Linked DNA regions of Homo sapiens: region 2 is linked to region 1. A link is an interaction called in ENCODE POLR2A ChIA-PET data of the cell type or tissue named here. Cell type or tissue: GM12878. All regions are shown on one strand. Each heading gives the region's core, and the rest is flanking DNA. Links, peaks and the distances in the headings are about the cores only. Region 1 has its middle 7.8 kb from the start of CGN. Region 2 overlaps ZNF687-AS1 (ZNF687 antisense RNA 1).

What was found. ChIA-PET counts read pairs that join two places held together with the same protein. Peaks named below come from ENCODE experiments on the same cell type or tissue, not always from the same donor. Only the 100,000 strongest peaks of a DNase experiment are listed, where the experiment ranks them.
Region 2: POLR2A ChIA-PET joins it to region 1 with 5 read pairs; 3 of 35 experiments call an interaction of 5 or more read pairs at or near these places.

Annotation. Positions count from the first base shown.
Region 1 is chr1:151,500,873-151,506,249 of GRCh38, forward strand. No RefSeq gene overlaps it. Among named protein-coding and RNA genes, the nearest start is that of CGN, 7.8 kb to the right of the region's middle. RefSeq lists an enhancer at 3,019-3,519. In GM12878, for the core only: no CTCF peak of the experiment used is centred there; no DNase peak of the experiment used is centred there; H3K27me3 peaks cover 171 bases.
Region 2 is chr1:151,274,809-151,280,185 of GRCh38, forward strand. ZNF687-AS1 (ZNF687 antisense RNA 1) reads right to left here. Exons shown (of 2, transcript NR_135595.1): 2 at 5,216-5,377. Among named protein-coding and RNA genes, the nearest start is that of ZNF687-AS1, 4.4 kb to the right of the region's middle. In GM12878, for the core only: no CTCF peak of the experiment used is centred there; a DNase peak (open chromatin) is centred at 2,673; H3K27ac peaks cover 692 bases.

The sequences.
Region 1 (5,377 bases), core at 165-5,164:
ACCAGCACATTTTTGATGGCCTTGGTAAATGGGATTCCTGGCTGGTGCAGTGGCTCACACCTGTAATCCCAGCACTTTGAAGGCCAAGGCAGGCAGATCACCTGAGGTCAGGAGTTTGAGTCCAGCCTGGCAAACATGGTGAAACCCTGTCTCTACTAAAAATACAAAATTAGGCCGGGCGCGGTGGCTCATGCCTGTAATCCCAGCACTTTGGGAGGCTGAGACAGGTGGATCATGAGGTCAGGAGATCGAGACCATCCTGGCTAACACAGTGAAACCCTGTCTCTACTAAAAATACAAAAAAAAAAAAATTAGCCGGGCGTGGTGGCATGCGCCTGTAGTCCTAGCTACTCGGGAGGCTGAGACAGGAGAATTGCTTGAACCTGGGAGGCGGAGGTTGCAGTGAGCCAAGATGGCGCCACTACACTCCAGCCTGGGTGACAGAGCGAGACTCCATCTCAAAAATAATAATAATAATAATACAAAAATTAGCCGGGCGTGGTGGCGTATGTAATCCCAGCTACTGGGGAGGGTGAAGCAGGAGAATCACTTGAACGCGGGAGGCAGAGGTTACAGTGAGCTGAGATTGCACCACTGCACTCCAACCTGGGTGACAGAGCGAGACTCCATCTCAAAAAAAAAGGGATTCCTCCGGGCCTTCTATGGAGCATTCTTAGAATTCACTCTATCATGCCCGTTTTGCTGAGCCATTTAATCTTTTCTTCCCCCAGTTGCTCTGGCAATACAGACATTTGACCTTCACTCAGCAACCATTATCATTTCCTCCATGCTCCTAGGAGCCACTAGGGGCAGGTCCTTACCAGGAAGTTAAATTCCTTTTTATTTTTATTTTTTTTGAGACGGAGTTTCATTCTCGTTGCTCAGGTTGGACTGCAATGGCACGATCTTGGCTCACCGCAACCTCCGCCTCCCGGGTTCAAGCAATTCTCCTGCCTCAGCCTCCTGAGTAGCTGGGATTACAGGCATGCGCCACCACACCTGGCTAATTTTGTACTTTTAGTAGAGACGGGGTTTCTCCATGTGAGTCAGGCTGGTCTCGAACTCCCGACCTCAGGTGGTCCGCCCACCTCGGCCTCCCAAAGTGCTAGGATTACAGGTGTGAGCCACGGTGCCCGGCCAGGAAGTTATATTCTATCCCAAGAAAGTGGTCCCCAAGTTAAAAAACTTGCCCTTAATCCACTTTTATATTTCATCCCCTTGATTAAGCACTGTCAAAATCCAATCCCATGGGTACTTCCCTACTCTTACCACTAAACGTTGGCCAGTTCTTGCAGGATACTTTGGGTTATAGTCCCTTTCTTTCCTTATTAGGCCTAGTATGTCCTTAGCTACCAGACTATGCTGTAATTTAACCCATGAGAGTTTAAGATTAAGATCTTCACAGTCAGGAGATCATGGGAGGGGAGAGGCCTCTGCAGTGTCTTAAGGCTCTGAGGGTTCAGAGGAGTGCAGAAAGCCAGAATCTTTGGGGGGACCTGCCCAGATATTTCTATTCCACGTATTAGGGTCCCAGGTTTTCCCAAGCAGAGTCCTGACCTTGATTGCAGATCTGCCTCTGGGAGCTCTATTGAAGTCCTCGAGTTTGGTCTTCAGATTTTTTTGCTCTCTCACTGCTATAGATAAGGGCCTCTTTGTAAGCCATCAGAAAGGCCCTCTGACCTTCACAGTTAATTTCCAACGTTTGTTAACTACTCTCAGCTTTTCATTTTCTCCTGGCAGGGCCCAGTGCAACTTAATAACAGCCAGCCAATTCCATTGTCCCTATACTCACTGCTGTCCCTCCGCCTACCCCCTATGCCTGAACTGTTCCACCACAGGAGCATTCTCTCATTTCACATCAGTGAAAATTTAGCAACTTGGCTACCATCTTGTTCCAGAGACTACCTGTACCCCACAACATCCAGGAGGGGTTCTTGTTGCCAGCCAGGCAGTGAGTACTGCAGTTCCCTAAACCTATCTTACTGCTCGCTTTTTCAGACCACTTCTGGAGTGGTCACCTGAGTCAGTTCAGGTGGTCTGGGGAGCAGATACTGAGACAAAGTTAGGAGTGCAAGAGGCTTACTGGCTGGCAACACCTGTGAAAGATAAAGAAGGAGGCAGGAATGGGCAGAGAAAGACTTTGGATAGGCTTCCCTATCCTGATAAAGTAAAGGAAGGCAGAAGCAAAATCGGGCAAGAAAAACCTCAAGCTGTGGTGCAGATCCTTCCAAGTGGCAGTCTACCCAGTGGAAAGCACCAGGGCAAAGGTTATCACATAGAGAAATCAACAGTGGGCAGAAACGGCCAGGTCCCAGTAACCACACTGTCAGTCATTGGCTTGGGGCTGTTCAGGAAGAGTGTGGCCTTAGCTCTGACATGGTAGTGGATCCCAAAGGTGATGCAGCTGTGGGCTGACAGTGAATTGCTTTCTGGCAGTTGAATGGCAGATTCTTTCTAAGGGATGTCATGGCTGCCACATCAGGTATTTTTGTCTTGGAGTTCAGTGCTATTTCCATATGTCATTTTGCCTCTGTATTATGAGACTTATACTTTGAAAAAGATTCAGATAAAAAACCTGAGCAAATCAGCAATTAATGGGATTCTGCTAAAACTCTTTGCCACAGTGGACTGTGAGAGAACTGGAGGAGTCTCAGGGCTTGCGGGATGTGTGTATAGGTTTGAGCTGCCAAGCTTCTGTCCCCTTCATTGATGAGAGGAGGAAAGCGAGATGGGAAGTAGAATCAGCTGTTGTTTGGGTGTGTGGAGGAAAACTGGCTCTCTCCTCAGAATGGCGTTTTAACAACCCAGAAAAAGAATTACACGAAGGAATCTGTTCCTTTTAATTTCTTTTTTTGTTGTTGTTTTTTGAGATGGTGTCTTGCTCTGTTGACCAGGCTGGAGTGCAGTGGTGCGATCTCGGCTCACAGCAACCTCTGCCTCCCGGATTCAAGCGATTCTCGTGCCTCAGCCTCCCAAGTAGCTGGGATTACAGGCACATGCCACCATGCCCAGCTAATTTTTTTTCTTTATTTTTAGTAGAGACGAGATTTCACCATGTTGGCCAGGCTGGTCTCGAACTCCTGACTTCAGGTGATCCACCTGCCTCAGCCTCCCAAAGTGCTAGGATTACAGGCTTGAGCCACCATGCCTGGCCTGGGAATTGGAAATATATGGCCTGTCTTGCTCTTTTTTTTTTTTTCCTTTTAAATGATATTCTTATTTTGAATGTAGACTGAAGGCCAGGTGCTATGGCTCACGCCTGTAATTCCAGCATCTTGGGAGGCCAAGGTGGGTGGATTGCTTGATCCCAGGAGTTCAGGAGCAGCCTGGCCAACATAGGGAAACCCCATTTCTACTATTTAAAAAACAAACAAAAAAATGAATATATACTAGAGACTTTGAACTTACTGGAATTTAGCTGCTCAGAGAGTTAGAGATGCGCAGCTAGGACAATAGGGGCTACAGGGTGTGGTGAGATACAAGGAACTTGGAAATGAGTCTTTCCCTTGTCGGGGAGTGACTCTGATTAAACTGAAAAAAGTTGCTTGGAATGCTTTGTCCCAAACAATTATCCTTTATGTACTAGATTTGGCTACACTTACTCACGTTCCTAGCTGATAACAAAAGGAAGAGGTGGGAGGCAGAACATGACTTTTTCCTCTTCAAGAAACCCAAAGGAAACAATACAGTTATGAAATCTGGGATCATCTTCATAATTCTCAGAGAAAACAGAGCCCCAAATATTTTGAAGACTTGGCTAGGAGTACAGCTTTCCCAGAAGTAAAATTAGAATACAGATATCTTGACTCCTGACTTGGTACGCTACCTCAGTGATGTCCATTCATGAAATCTCTGTAGCTCTGCCTCCCTAGTCAAACTGAGAAAAGAGTGGACGACATGGGTCACAAAGAATGAAATATCTTTTGGGGACTCTTGGAAGTCCTGTACTCAAAGATTGGACATGTATATAAAGTGAGTATATGCAGTGACCATTTCTTATCTTCCCTAACCAGAATAGAAATTGTACTTAGCCAGGAAAAGCCCCAAGTGTTAGTATAATTACATATTATTATTGCTGTTGAAGAGCAAAGTATTTGTAAACAAAGCTCAAGAGAGAAATGATGAGTAATACGCTAAAAGAGCATCAGGGTGAGTGGTCCTTGCTTTTCCCTCCTTTTGCCACCACTGTGGTTTTTTTTTTTTTTTTTGAGACAGAGTCTTGCCCTGTTGCCCAGGCTGGAGTGCAATGGCACGACCTTGGCTCACTGCAACCTCCGCCTCCTGGGTTCAAACGATTCTCCTGCCTCAGCCTCCCGAGTAGCTGGGATTACAGGCGCCCACCACCATGCCCAGCTATTTTTTGTATTTTTAGTAGAGACGGGGTTTCACCATGTTGGCCAGGCCACCATGTTGTTGAACTCCTGACCTCAGGTAATCTGCCTGCCTCAGCCTCCCAAAGGGCTGGGGTTACAGATGTGAACCACTGCGCCCGGCCACCACTGTGGTTTTTAGGGTTTACCTCAATCAAGCCTTACCATTGCATTTATCATAGAGACTTTCTGAAGTACTGCCTCTTTCCTGCTCAAGAACATTTAATAGCTCTCCATTACCTACCAATAAAGCCCACATTTCTTTTTACTTCTTTCTTTTTTTTTTTTCTTAAAGAAACATAGTGTAGCTCTGTTGCTCAGGCTAGAATACTGTGAAAGCCCACATTTCTTTTCTTTTCTCTTTGTCACCCAGGCTGGAGTGCAATGGTGCAATGGAGCGATGTCAGCTCACAGCAACCTCTGCCTCCCGGGTTCAAGCGATTCTCCTGCTTCAGCCTCCTGAGTAGCTGGGATTACAGGCACCCGCCATCATGCCTGGCTAATTTTTTTGTATTTTTGTAGAGACAGAGTTTCACCATGTTGGCCAGACTGGTCTTGAACTCCTGATCTCAGGTGATCCACCTGCCTCAGCTTCCCAAAGTGCTAGGATTACAGGTGTGAGCCACCGAGCCCAGCCGAAAGCCCACATTTCTTATTCTGATATTCTAGGCTTTATACAATCTACCCCAGAATTTACCTATCATCTTATTTACCACTATTCTCTGTCCCTTTGCTCTACAGGCTAACCTTCCAGTTCGCTAAACTGACATGATGCTTTTCTGCCCCTAGGGCCTTTGCACGTTTTCTTGCTGTCTTTCTTCCTTCCTTTCCCCTGCCTGTTTTTTCAAGGCCCAGATTATAAATCACTCTATTCTAGTTGAAAGGGAAGCTTTCCAGTAACACTTCATTTGTGCCATTGATTTGGCATTTATCATATTCTTCCTTAGGCTTGTAGATAATACCAGCAGTTCCAAAACCTTTTAACAAATTCTCCAGCCCTGAGAATC
Region 2 (5,377 bases), core at 160-5,159, 230 kb before region 1:
ATAAATAAATAAATATAAAAATAGGGTAGATGTGGTGGCTCATCTCTACCAATAATAAAAAAATTAGCTGGGCGTGGTGGTGCATGCCTGTAGTCCCAGCTATTCGGGAGGCTGAAGTGGGAGGATCACATGAGCCCAGGAGCTCAAGGCTGCAGTAAGCCGAGATTGTACCACTGCGCTCCAGCCTGGGTAGCAGAGTGAGACCCTCTCTCAAAAAAAAAAAGCCAGGCATGGTGGCTCACGCCTGTAATCCCGGCACTTTGGGTGGCCGAGGTAGGCAGATCACGAGGTCAGGAGTTCGAGACCAGCCTGGCCAGTATGGTAAACTCCGTCTCTACTAAAAACACACATAAAAAATTAGCCGGGTGTGGTAGTGGGCACCTGTAATCCCAGCTACTCGGGAGGCTGAGGCAGGAGAATCGCTTGAACCTGAGAGGTGGAGGTTGCAGTGAGCTGAGACTGTGCCATTGCACTCCAGCCTGGGTGACAGAGCGAGACTCAGTCTCAAAAAAAAATTATAATAATAATCAAGAATGAGGATAGGAGTAGTATAGGACAGAGTGGGGTGAGGCAGAAGATGGCTGCAACAAGGAGAGGTGGTGGGTGCTATTAACAGAAGGTGCCGCGCCATTAATCTGGGGGTATGTGTGTCTGTGTGTGCATCTCCAAAGATTCCTCCTACTAGCCAGGCGCAGTGGCTCACATCTGTAGCCCCAGCTACTTGGGAGGCTGAGGTGGGTGGATCGCTTGAGCCCAGGAAGTTGAGGCTGCAGTGAGCCGTGATTGCACCACTGTACTCCAGCCTGGGTGACAGAGCAAGACCTTGTTTAGAAAAAAAAAAAAAAAGTGTGTGTGAGTGTGTGTGCATATATCTATCTATCTATCTATCTATATATATATATATATATATATATATATGCACACACACACATTCCTCTTACTCTTTCCTAGGCAATGGTTACCACAATTCTGCTACTATCACCATTGATTTACTTTGCCTGCTCTTGAACTTTATTTATTATTTATTTTTATTTTATTTTATTTTTTTGAGACAGAGTCTTGCTCTGTCGCCCAGGCTGGAGTGCAGTGGCATGATCTCGGCTCACTGCAACTTCTGCCACCTGGATTCAAGCGATTCTCCTGCCTCAGCCTCCCAAGTAGCTGAGATTACAGGTGCGTGCCACCACGCCTGGCTAATTTTTGTTTTGTTTCAGGATCTTGGCCAGGCTGGTCTTGAACTTCTGACCTCGTGATCCACCTGTCTCAGCCTCCCAAAGTGCTGGGATTACAGGTGTGAGCCACCACGCCCAGCTTGAACTTTATATAAATGGAATCATACTATATATTTATAGTATATATATACATAAATAGAATCCTACTCTCTATGTGAAGTTCAAGAATTTTTTCTTTTTTTTTTTTTTTTTTGAATCGGAGTGTCACTCTTGTTGCCCAGGCTGCAGTGCAATGGCACAATCTTGGCTCACCACAACCTCTGCCTCCCGGGTTCAAGCGATTCTCCTACCTCAGCCTCCCGAGTAGCTGGGATTACAGGCATGCACCACTAAGCCTGGCTAATTTTGGTATTTTTAGTAGAGACAGAATTTCTCCATGTTGGTCAGGCTGGTCTTGAACTCCTGATCTCAGGTGATCCACCAGCCTTGGCCTCCCAAAATGCTGGGATTACAGGAGTGAGCCACTGCACCCGGCCCATTCCTGCTGATTTAAATATCCAGGTAAATGAATCTTCCAGGCCACTGGCCTCTCAGTCTCTTGATCTCCCCTCCTAGTCCATTCCTCTCTCCTGAATGCCTATTTCCTATCTTTTTGCTCCTCAAATTCCTAGTTTCTTCTTCATCCTCACTCTTAGAGAGTGATCTTGATTTTTTATTCCCACGAAGAGTTTGACAACACATGTTCTTGTTTCTTATACCACTGGACAACAGAAGCAACAAAGAGATATCCCACAGCTCCCCAGCTCCCTCGACCCATGCCCGCTCACTCTGCCTTCTCTCCCAATTATTATTCGGGAACTGTCCCTGCCCCTGTGTAAGGCAATTCCTCTGTTTGTGAACTTGACCCTCTCGCTCACCTTCTGAAGAACATGACTCCAGAAACTTTCCCTATCGCTCTGCTACAACTTCGGTTTTTCCTGTCTACAGGATCCTCCCCACCCGTGTACTGACATACAACTTCTTCATCTTCAAACAGTCCTTTCCTTGGGTCAGTAGAACCTGATGAGAAAAAAATGTAACCATTAAAAGAAATAGTCCTCTTGGTCACTCTTTTTCCTCTAGTTACCATCTTTTTTCTCCTTCCTTCCTTTGAAAGAGTTTTATAGTGACTTTTCTTTTTTCCTCCTCCATTCTTGTAAACCCATTCCATGAAGGCTTTTGTCCCCACCAGTCCATCAACTCTCTCCTCATCATGATCACCAGTGACCTCCATTTTGCCTTAATCCATTGGTCAATTCTCAGGTTTCATCCTATTTGATATTTTAGTGGCATCTGACTATCATTCTCTCTTCCTCTTTCTTGAGATACTTTTTAAATTTAGCTTGAAGGTTACAACACTCTCCTGGTTCCTTCCTTCCTCTTTGCTGTTCTTCTCATCTCCTTGACCTTTTAACTTCGGAGTTTCCCATGCCTCAATCCTCCCTTGGTGATCTCATCCATTCTGACCTGGGTTTTAAATACTATCTATAAGCTGATGACACCTACATTTGTATCTCCACTTGGATGTGTAATACCTCAACATGACTAAAACTGAGCTACCGACCTAACCCCTAAAACCTGCATCTCCTGTAGTCTTCTCAGCTCAAGAAATGGGGCAACATCATGCTTCTACTTCCTCAGCCTCCATGCTTTGGAGTCTTTTTCTTTCTTCCACACCCCACTTTCAACCCTTTTAAAACGTTTAAGTCAGGCCACCATGTCATCTGTCTCCTTTTGATGGCTTTCTAACCCACCGTGAGAAAATGCCAAAGACCTTCCCATAGCTTCCAAAGCATCCCATGACCCAATTCACTCCTCCCACCCCCTCTGGAACACACTCCCCTCCTGAGGACCTTGTACTTGTTCTTTCCTCCTGGAATGTTCTTGTCCCAGATAGCTGCATGGCTCACTCCCTCATCTCTTTCAGACCTTTACTTAACCACCATCTTCTCGAAAAGGCCTTTACTGTCCACCCTACCTAAAATTGCAACCCTCCCACACTTACTGTCATCTTTCCTTGCTTTTGTTTTTGTTTTTTTGAGACAGAGTCTTGCTCTGTCACCCAGGCTGGAGTGTGGTGGTGCGATCTCGGCTCAATGCAACTTCTGCCTCCCGGGTTCAAGCGATTCTCCTGCCTCAGCCTCCCAAGTAGCTGGGACTATAGGCGTGTGCCACCATGACCAGCTAATTTTTTGTATTTTTAGTAGAGACAGGGTTTCACCATGTTAGCCAGAATGGTCTTGATCTCCTGACCTCATGGTCCACCCGCCTCGGCCTCCCAAAGTGCTGGGATTACAGGCATGAGCCACTGCGCCCAGCCGCCTGCTTTGTTTTTTTTTTTAAATTGTTTTTGTTTTTAAATTAATACACTTTATTTTTTACAGCATTTTTAGGTTTACAGAAAAATTGAGCACAAAATGCGAGTTCCCACACATCCTCTCTCTCCAGTTTCCCCTATTATTATTATTATTTTGAGACAAGGTCTTGGTCTTTTGCCCAGGCTGGGGTGTAGTGGTGTGATTACAGCTCACTGCAACCTTGACCTCCAGGGCTCAGGTGATTCTCCCTCCTCAGCCTCCCAAGTAGCTGGGACCACAGGTGTGCACCACCATGCCACGCTACTTAAAAAAAAGTTTTTTTGTAGAGATGGGGTCTCTCCATGTTGCTCAGGTTACTCTATTATTTATTAATATCTCGCATTAGTGTGGTACATTTGTTACAATTGATGAACCAATATGGAAACATTATTATTAAGAGACAGGGTCTCACTTTGTTGCCCAGGCTGGAGTGCGGCAGCAGGATCGTAGCTCACTGCAGCCTCAAACTTCTGGGCTCAAGGGACTCTCCTGCTTCAGCCACTTGAGTAGTTGGGACTACAGGTGTGCGCCACTGTACGCGGCTAATTTTTCAAATTTTTTGTTGATCCTCCCGCTTTGGCCTCCCAAAGTTCAGGGATTACATGTGTGAGCCACCATGCTCACAGGGTTCACTCTTTGTGTTGTACATTCCATGGCTGTTGACACATGTATCCACTATTACAGTATCACATAGAATAGTTTCAGTGTTGTAAGAGTCCCCTGTGCTCCATTTATTTATTCATCTCTCTCCCTCCACCTGAACCCTCAGCAACCAACCACTGATCTTTTTACTCTCTATAGTTTTGCCTTTTCTAGAATGTCACATAGCTGGAATCATACAGCATGCAACCTTTTCAGATTGGCTTCTTTCACTTAGTCATATGCATCGAAGATTCCTCTGTCTTTGCATGGCTTGATAACTCTATTTTATTCCTTGGCAGCTACCATTTCTAATATTTATTGTTTGTCTTCTCTTTAGGAATGTGTGTTTCATGACAGGGCTTCTTGTCTGCTTTGTTCATTGCTACATCTCCAGTACCTGAAATAGTACCTCCTTCCATGGTTGTGGTAAGGACTACGTGAGTTATTAATAATATGTTTATTAATAAAATAAATAAAGTTTTTCTGTGTGTGTGTGTTTTTTTTTTTTTTTTTTTTGAGACAGAGTCTCGCTCTGTCTCCCAGGTTGGAGTGCAGTGGTGCGATCCCGGCTCACTGTAGTTTTGACTTCCTGGACTCAAGCGATCCTTCCATCCCAGCCTCCCCAGTAGCTGGGATCACAGGTGCCTGCCAACACCCCTGGCTAATTTTTTTTTCCAAATATTCTGTAGAGGCAGAGTCCTGCTGTGTTGCACAGGCTAGTCTCGAACTCCAGGGCTCAAGTGAGCTACCCACCTAGACTTCTCAAAGTGCTGGGATTACAGGCGTGAGCCCCCCAAAATATTATGTGTATATGAGTAGTAATTGTTATTCCGCATAGGGAGACCAGAAGAGGAGGTGGAAATGGAATGCCGGTTGGTTACATCGGGTTAGGGACCTTTAATTAGTTGCTCAGAGAAGGAACAGCACCTGAGCAAATGCACAGGATGCAAGGCTCCGGGAGAAAGGGCACACTAATCCCAACTGCCAATTACTTTACAAAGCGTGTTTACATTCTAAACTCATTTAATTCTCACAAAAATAATATTGTCAGGTGGGTATTATAATCCCCGTTTTACTCATGAGAAAACAGGATCTGGGAGGTTGAGCGACTTGCCCATTGCGACCATAGGGCAAGTGGTGGCTCCAGGATTCCCATCCAGAAGTTCT